Regions from separate parts of the Homo sapiens genome. Here region 2 is linked to region 1. Evidence: chromatin contacts called from ENCODE Hi-C or POLR2A ChIA-PET data. All regions are on one chromosome and are shown on one strand. The core of a region is the stretch at or near the end of the contact, and the rest is flanking DNA. Distances in the headings are between cores, read along the strand shown.

Region 1 (3,828 bases), core at 926-3,425:
TCTTCAGTTGGGGTCCTAGCAGGAGTGGTGTCAGGGGTGGTACCCTGTGATTGTCTGTCTACCATCAAACCAAATATCTTTTGTTCTTCCTCTTTCACACGAGCCTCAAAGGCTTCATCGTCTTCCCGAATTTCACTCCAAGAATCAGAATCCACATCAGTTTTTGTGATGATGACTTTGCTTATTTGTTCACCAACAACTGTTGTTGTAGCGGACATAGTAGGCTCGAAAGATGAAGAGACACTGTCTGATTGCATTTCCCACAAGGTACTTTCCTGTTGGGATTCCATTTTTATGTCCTGGCCCTCAAAATTAGATTCTTTGCTTAAAACAGTTCCACTAGAGGAGCTTGCCACTACAACGTCTTCAACAGGGGATGTGATGGTAACAGAATACACTTCAGAAGAGTGAAAACTTGTGGTGTGATTTGCATCTGTTTGGGTTTTGCTTTCTTCACTAGAGAAAAAAGATTGGGAAGGGACATTTTCATAAGGGCTAGTGATTTGTGGATCATAGATTTCATCATTCTCAGCTAGGTCAGACACGGGAACATCCATGGAAAATCTATCTGTTTGAGTAGTAATGGATGAGTCTTGAGAGGGGCAGTCCTTTGGTAAGTTCTCAAATGTTTCATCAGTTTTTGTGACCTCTGTTTTTTGAATAGAAGATGTGGCAGATATGTCTTCATCTAATTCTTTTCCTTCAGATACCAAACAATGAGGCAAAGAGGATGAAGATGAAAAGCTTTCACTGGGGCAATCTGCTTGTGGAGATTCTGCTCTAGAAACATCAAGCTCTTCTCCCTCTGTGTCTTTTTCATGAGTGCCTTGGAGAGCTAATGATTCTTTATAGATGACTGGCTGTTCATCAACATCATCACCAGTCGGACTCTGTAGACCTGAAGAGACAGGAGCAGCTGAGCTGCTAGGACTCATGGCCTCACATCCATGGCCATCACAGATTTTTGGCTGATCAGTGTCTCTGTTTAGCTTATCATAAGACCTGTCTTCAGCCTCAGTGGAAACAGCATGACGGTCTTCAGCTAAATGGGATTCAGAATCTTTTTCTTCTTCTGATTTGCCTGGCTCTTCCTGAGTATCTTCATTCATCTTGAAAGTATATTGTTTGGAAACGACAGGCTGGAATTGTACTTCTTCTGGACTGGAATTGGAGTCCATGCTTGATGGAAGTGGAGAAGGAGGTTGTACTCGAATCACTGGTTCTGGTAAAAGGCCTGAGTCAGCACCTTTTTTAAGCTGTGCCAACTCAGGTTCACTTTCTGAGGAGGAAGACACCTTCCTGCTCTCCGAAGTTACTAACACAGGGACACCACTTTCATCCTCCCCACTGCCTGTATGTTTTGGTTCATCCACATCTACTGAACAGTCAGCATCTGGGTCAGAAGATGAAGAAGATTCTTCTTGTTTGGGTTCTTTTTTGTAGTCCCTTTTCTGCTTTGCTTCTTGTTCAAGTTCATCAAACATTTTGATTTTGGTTACCATTTTAAACATCTCCTCTTCAGGTGTGAACCTCTTTTTCTCCCCGTTTTCTGAATCATCCTCCTCTGCACATTCATGAATCACAGCTGGTTTTGGTGTACTTACATCTGTGGTTTTGGGTGTAACCTCATAGCTGACTTCTTCAGAGCTGGGGGTGTCAGGAGAAAGGGGGCTCTTCCCTGAGCTCTCCATGAGCGATGTCTGCTCAAGACTGTCATCCTCAGCACTGCCATCAGGGTCTCGGAGTAGCCGGGACCGCACAGAGGCCACTTCCGTCAAGAGTTCTGTTTTGGCAACAGCTGCAGGAAGAGGAAAGTGACTTGGAAAAATTCCAGCCTTCATCTTTGGTTCAACAGGGCTGCTTTCCAGAGAGTCACGGCAAGGGGATTCTTTCAGAGGACTTGGCTCCAGAGAATCAGGGGTTTTGTGTGAAGAGTTATCTTCTAGCACAGGGCTGGCTTCCAGAGAGTCTTTGTGGCTCACTGCTAATGAGTCATCAGCCACAGCGCTGAGGACTTCGCTATCTCGGCTAGGGAGTGCAAGTTCTAACCCTTGGGGACTTCTAATGACTCCCTGAGGTTTTGATTCAGTTCCTGTATCTGTCTTTACAGAAGCCTCAGGCAGCGGCAAGGCCTTTGTCTCGTCTGAGGTGGCTGTGGATTCTTGAACCTCACTATCAGTTTGTGTCTTGTGGGCTGAACTACCAAAGGTACGTTGACCTTCATCACAGGCTGCCTCCTCAGTCAGTCCTGTAGGTGTCTCTTTAGCTAATGCTACACTACAGCTGCCTGTGCAATCATCTTGTCTTTTAGGGCTTGTGTCTTTGGGAGAGCCTAGAGTGGCCTCTTTCTGAAAACTCTCAGTAGAGGTCTCTGAGTCCTCAGTGACTGTGGCACCTCGCTCTTCAGAGCCACCAGTAATGTCTTTGGTCGTGGGATGCTCTTTTTCTGAACGAATTTCTGTGGTGGTTTCTGTCTTGGTGCTTTCCTTTGTTTCCCCAGTTTGCTCCTCACTTTTCTTTGGTGAGAAAGAAAGGCTTTCTGGGCTCGTCTCAGGGGTCTCTGCTAGGCCTTCATGCTTATAGCTTTCTTCTGAACTAATCTGAGGGGTCCCCTCCATCAGGCTGCCACACGGAGAGCCGGCTACCCCCTCATTCTTTAGGCTTTCAGAACTGCCATCTAAAGCACCGCTTTGTAAAGACAGAGCTGGAAGGAACTCATCTTTCATGTAGTCGAGTGGAAATGTTGTGTTGAAAGGACTAGTGAGTACTTGGTCTAAGTGAAGCTGTGCCTTTTCTGTCTCCTCACTCAGGCGGAATTGTTGGTATTTGTCATTGTCTTCCAACTCTTGCTTAATGACCTCAGAGAAGTCAGTGGAGGTTTTCCTATCTGGGCTGATCTGTAGATCCATGTCTCCCTGCTCATCAGCCATCTTTTCTTTGGGCACTTCGCTCTCTCTGTGGCTTTCTTCTTCAGGCACTGACTGAACAGGTTCAGGTATTTTGTGGCTGAGAACTTTCTCCTTTCCTCCAGCTGCATCTTCTTTCTTAACTCCTATGGAGGAAACACGAACTCCTCTTTTGGATTCTGCTGTGCCCGTTACCGGGAGTCTCTGGCCTCGTTTGATTGTCTGATTCTCTGTTTTCTGAGCTTCTCTCTGGGTTAGTATCGGCCCCTTTTCTTTTTCTACCCGAACTTTACCTTTCTCTTGTGGCTGCTTTTGTTTTGCTGATTTGTGCTCAAAGAGTCCAGTTTTATGTTTAGAAGGGTCCTGACCTGACTGGAAAGCCTTCATCAGCTCCCGAACAGACATGGTTTCCTCAATCCTCTCTGTTTTTGAAGTGGGGGATACAGGTGGTTGCTTTTCTGTTTTGCCAGAAGGTGACACAGGCAGGTGCTTCTCAGTTTTCCCAGCTGTTGATACAGGTTGGTGCTTGTCCGTTCTTCCGGAGGGTGAAACAGGCAAGCGTTTTTCTGTTCTCCCAGGCGATACTGGCGGGTGTTTTTCTGTCCTCCCGGAGGGCGATACAGGTGGACGTTTGTCTGTTTTGCCTGAAGGCGAAACAGGTGGGTGTCTTTCTGTTTTTGTAGATGACACAGGAGAGTGCCTTTCAGTTTTTGTCGAGGGTGATACAGGTGAGTGTTTCTCAGTTTTACTCGATGATGACGCAGGTGAATGTCTTTCCGTTTTTGCAGAGGGTGACACAGGTGAGTGTTTCTCAGTTTTACTTGATGGTGATACTGGAGGGTGCCTTTCAGTTTTTGCGGAAGAGGAAAGAGTAGAGTGTCTTTCTGTTTTAGGGGAGGGAGACCCTGGCGCATGTCTCTCT
Region 2 (3,828 bases), core at 702-3,201, 430 kb before region 1:
TGTGACCCACACAATTAAAAAATTCTAATTTTACCAGTCTGGCCTCTTCCATATCCTGCTGATTATATAGTGAAACTACTACTGCTCTATTTGCCCATGAACTTGAAGATATGGCTATGAAGCATCAAATGAAGTGAAGATTGGCAAATTATCTACCTATTTGAATAGGAATATCAACTATATAATTCAAACCCTCTATTTTCCTAGTTTTAGTCATTTTACTGAATCATTTGATTTAGCTGGCCACTTAGATCAAGTAATTAAATAAATGCTTAAACTATTAAGAACCTACTTGTGGACATCAAAACTTAAAACCATTCCCTGTTTCAAAAAATACTTGCTGCTGCTTACGTTACTTCTACTTGTATCCTAGGTATAGTCATGGCATCCATCACGTGGGCAATGTCAGCAACTGACTAAGTAGTAGAATACATTCAATGCAATGCCAGCAACTACTAAGTAACTGGGATACATTCATTTATCCAGGTTTAATGTGATGCTTCTGTAAATGTCCCAGAGGATAAAAATTTTTTGAAAAAAGGATTCTTTGTTGCTTCTGAGATATGAGGAAGTGCTCAAATCTTCCTCTTTCAAAATGTCAGAGAGTCCTTATTCCAGACTTGCACGCCTAAATTTTTACCAATGGTGGAAGTTGGTATGATTCTCCTGTGCAACTCAGAATATAGGATTCATATCACAGACCCTCTGGGACCCTGGCTTGTGCAAGCTCCACATAAGCCCTGGATATTCAATAGTATTTTCCTTAGGGAAGGAGAGTGTTATGAAATTGAAAGCACATGAAGCTATTTGGCATCTCCTATTTTTAAAAAATTTAGTATAATTTTAAATAATTTAAATGCAAAATAGAATTTCTAATTTCATTACCTATGCCAAAATTTCTGTGACATTTCATGACACTGTCACTCTAGCATTCTTTCTGTCTCAGTGAAATTGGTGTTTGAGGATTCTTTGCATATTCCTAGCTGAGTTTACTGTCAACCAGAGTCTAATTTGCATATTTCTCTTACAAACTCAAAATAAGTTTTGATCATATTTGAATCATGTAAGCCATTTTCCCCCTTTGAATCATTTTACTTTACAGAAAGTTTCTTGTCTTAAAACAGTTACAGTAATAAATAATAAACATCACAGTAAAATTAACACCTTCATTTTTTCTATTTTTGTCATTGCAGTATTTAACCTTTAGTTTGATTAATTAAAATTCTATCTCTTAGAAGAACATAAGCATAATCAAGAGAAAACCTACAAAATCAGGATTATGTATGTGCAGCTCCTGGCACAATGCTTACCCTTAAGTAAATGTTCAACAGCTAGTAATAATAGTAACACAACTTAAGCAGACTTCTAATTCGTTTACTCCTCAAAGACTATTGAAGAGTAGGTCCTGAGTTTGTCATCCAGTTTGTGGATATGATCCACTTTCTGGCACAGATACAAAGTAAACCACAGTTCTTGGGTCAAGAAGCTTAGTGTATAGTGAGAGAGACAGAAGGTTTGTGCAAAGTGCTATTTGTGCACTTTGTGTGTTGGGTAATAGAGGAAATGACTAACTATGGGATGTTGAAGCCAGAAAATAGTTCACAAAGCAAGGGACTTTTGAGCTTTAGAGATTCTGTGGGAGTTTTTCCAATAAATATAATTACTTAGTAGAGAGGGCTTTTGGGGGAATTAAAGATAACTGAATTATTGCTCTTTTGCCAGCAACATTGGGCACAAGATTTTCTGATATCCCAGGAATGAGACCCACCTCCTCCCTATCACCCCATCTTCAGCTGAAGGCAATAACAGCCACCCCATGACCTCCAAACTCAGTGCTCTGTGGCTTCTGAAATGAATTTCATCATGCTTCCAATACCAGTCCAATACCAGCTCCCTTGTATCACCCTCAGAAATCCAAGCTTCCCAGTTCACCTAATTTCACAGGTATTTATCACCACCCTGCTTTCAGCGTCACCAATCTGATCACATCTCCCACATTCTTGGTCATCCAAGTCCTTCCACCAAAGCTTGTTTCCAGTTATCAGAAAATTCCTCTACTTCCTTAATCTTTTTATTGAACATTTCCTTCAGATTCTTGTTGAAATTAACCTGACTCCAGCAAACCCTGCTTTCCCTAGAGCCCTTCAAGTGGAAAATGTCTTTATTTTTTCTTCTTTTTCCCCCCTGAGATGGAGTTTCACTCTGTTGCCCAGGCTGGAATGCAGTGGAGCCATCTCAGCTCACTGCAACCTCCGCCTCCTGGGTTAAAGCGATTCTCCTGCCTCAGCCTCCCGAGTAGCTGGGAATTACAGGTGCATGTCACCATGCCTGGCTAATTTTTTGTATTTTTAGTAGAGACGGGGTTTCACCATGTTGGCCAGGCTGGTCTCGAACTCCTGACCTCGTGATCCACCCACCTCGGCCTCCCAAAGTGCTGGGATTACAGGCGTGAGCCACCACACCCAGCCTATTATTTTCCTCTTATATGCTACATACTACATACGCTTAGAGCTTGAGGTAGCGTCCTCTCTGCTCCCTGTTGCTACTTCCAAACTGTCACTCCTATTTCACACTTCAAAACTCTGTCTTTTGAAACACACGTTATCATTCTTTGCCACTATGGATTCCCTTCTTGTTAAGCAACGTAGGGACCTCTGAGTCACTGCTCTTCACTCATTTATATATTTTCTGTCATCATGGCTATCTACTTCAAAATCCAATTAGATGACCCAACACCTTGACCTCAATCCCTTTGTTTCCTTACCTCTAATAATCTTGTCCTCTATCACTCTTCCGTGACCCACTCATGTGTCATATCTAGACATTGTCATCACCCTGTACCATCTTTGAATTTCTCTTTTAAACATCTCATTCTGTCATTTCCTATTCTTCTAGCCTACTTACTCTAGTACTCTACTCATGCAATTCACCAGTTCATTACTAGCACTAATTCATTAACCCCATAACTTTCCTTTATTCATCTTACCTCGTGTCCTCACGTCACTTGTACAGCTTGTTTTTCATGTTTCCATCATATAACTACTTTTTTTTTGAGAGAGAGAGAGAGAGACTGAGTCACATTCTATCACCCAGGCTGGAATGCAGAGGCATAAGCATAGCTCACTGTAACCTCACCTTTCTGGACTCAAGCATTCCTCCCCCCTCAGCCTCCTGAATATTTTAGACTACAGGTGCTCACCACCACACCCAGCTAATTTTCTTATTTTTCTGGAGATGGGGGTCTCACTGTGTTGCCTAGGCAGGTCTTCAACTCCTGGGCTGAAGCAATACTCCTGCCTAGGCCTCCCAAAGTGTTGGGATTACAATTATGAGCCATTGTGCCCAGCTTTACTTTCTAACAAATGTCCTTAATGCCCCTTTTTCTTTCTCCCTCAATTATTCTTCCCTGGCAAAACCTAAACACTGGTCAAATCCAACTAACTGTTAATATGTTCCTACATTCAAGTGGTTGAACACTACTGGAGAATGTTACATAATTACGCTTATTGGAATCAGCGTGAACAACATCTTGCTGAAGACAATGGCTAATTCTATGCTTTCATCTGTCACTTCCTGCTCGTTAAAAGATTTTTTTTCTCTAGGTATGTTACCTATTATTGTGTGTTTCAGCTTGAGTGTGCTTGCATTTAAAACCACCATAAGTGCATTTTTATATACAATTCTCTCAAGATAACATTCCATAAGCCAATGACTTGACCTCTACCTCCTTTTCAGCTCTTCAGGGAGTAACAAAAATACAGGATTTCCTTATGACTAGCTATAGCAAAAAATTGTTACAGAACACATATTTAGTGCATCGTGCGTTTG

Evidence for each region. A loop is a pair of places that touch in the nucleus more often than their neighbours do. ChIA-PET counts read pairs that join two places held with the same protein, here RNA polymerase II (POLR2A). Pooled maps may share reads with other maps.
Region 2: a loop to region 1 is called in a pooled map, with 4 times the contacts of the local background. The contact joins two enhancer-like sites. A Hi-C loop is called at or near these places in 1 of 37 single-sample maps with no recorded cell type and 2 of 50 pooled maps. POLR2A ChIA-PET finds 5 or more read pairs at or near these places in 2 of 52 experiments (activated CD4-positive, alpha-beta memory T cell and activated naive CD4-positive, alpha-beta T cell).

The regions. Positions count from the first base shown.
Region 1 is chr4:113,354,063-113,357,890 of GRCh38, reverse strand. ANK2 (ankyrin 2) reads right to left here. Exons shown (of 46, transcript NM_001148.6): 38 at 1-3,828. Among named protein-coding and RNA genes, the nearest start is that of MIR8082, 200 kb to the right of the region's middle. RefSeq lists enhancers at 1,721-1,940, 1,288-2,487, 2,917-3,828. Within about 2 kb of position 2,175, at least 12 of the 41 ENCODE cell types and tissues checked have a DNase peak (open chromatin) inside an H3K27ac peak, as active enhancers do.
Region 2 is chr4:113,782,719-113,786,546 of GRCh38, reverse strand. No RefSeq gene overlaps it. Among named protein-coding and RNA genes, the nearest start is that of CAMK2D, 23 kb to the right of the region's middle. Within about 2 kb of position 1,951, at least 2 of the 41 ENCODE cell types and tissues checked have a DNase peak (open chromatin) inside an H3K27ac peak, as active enhancers do.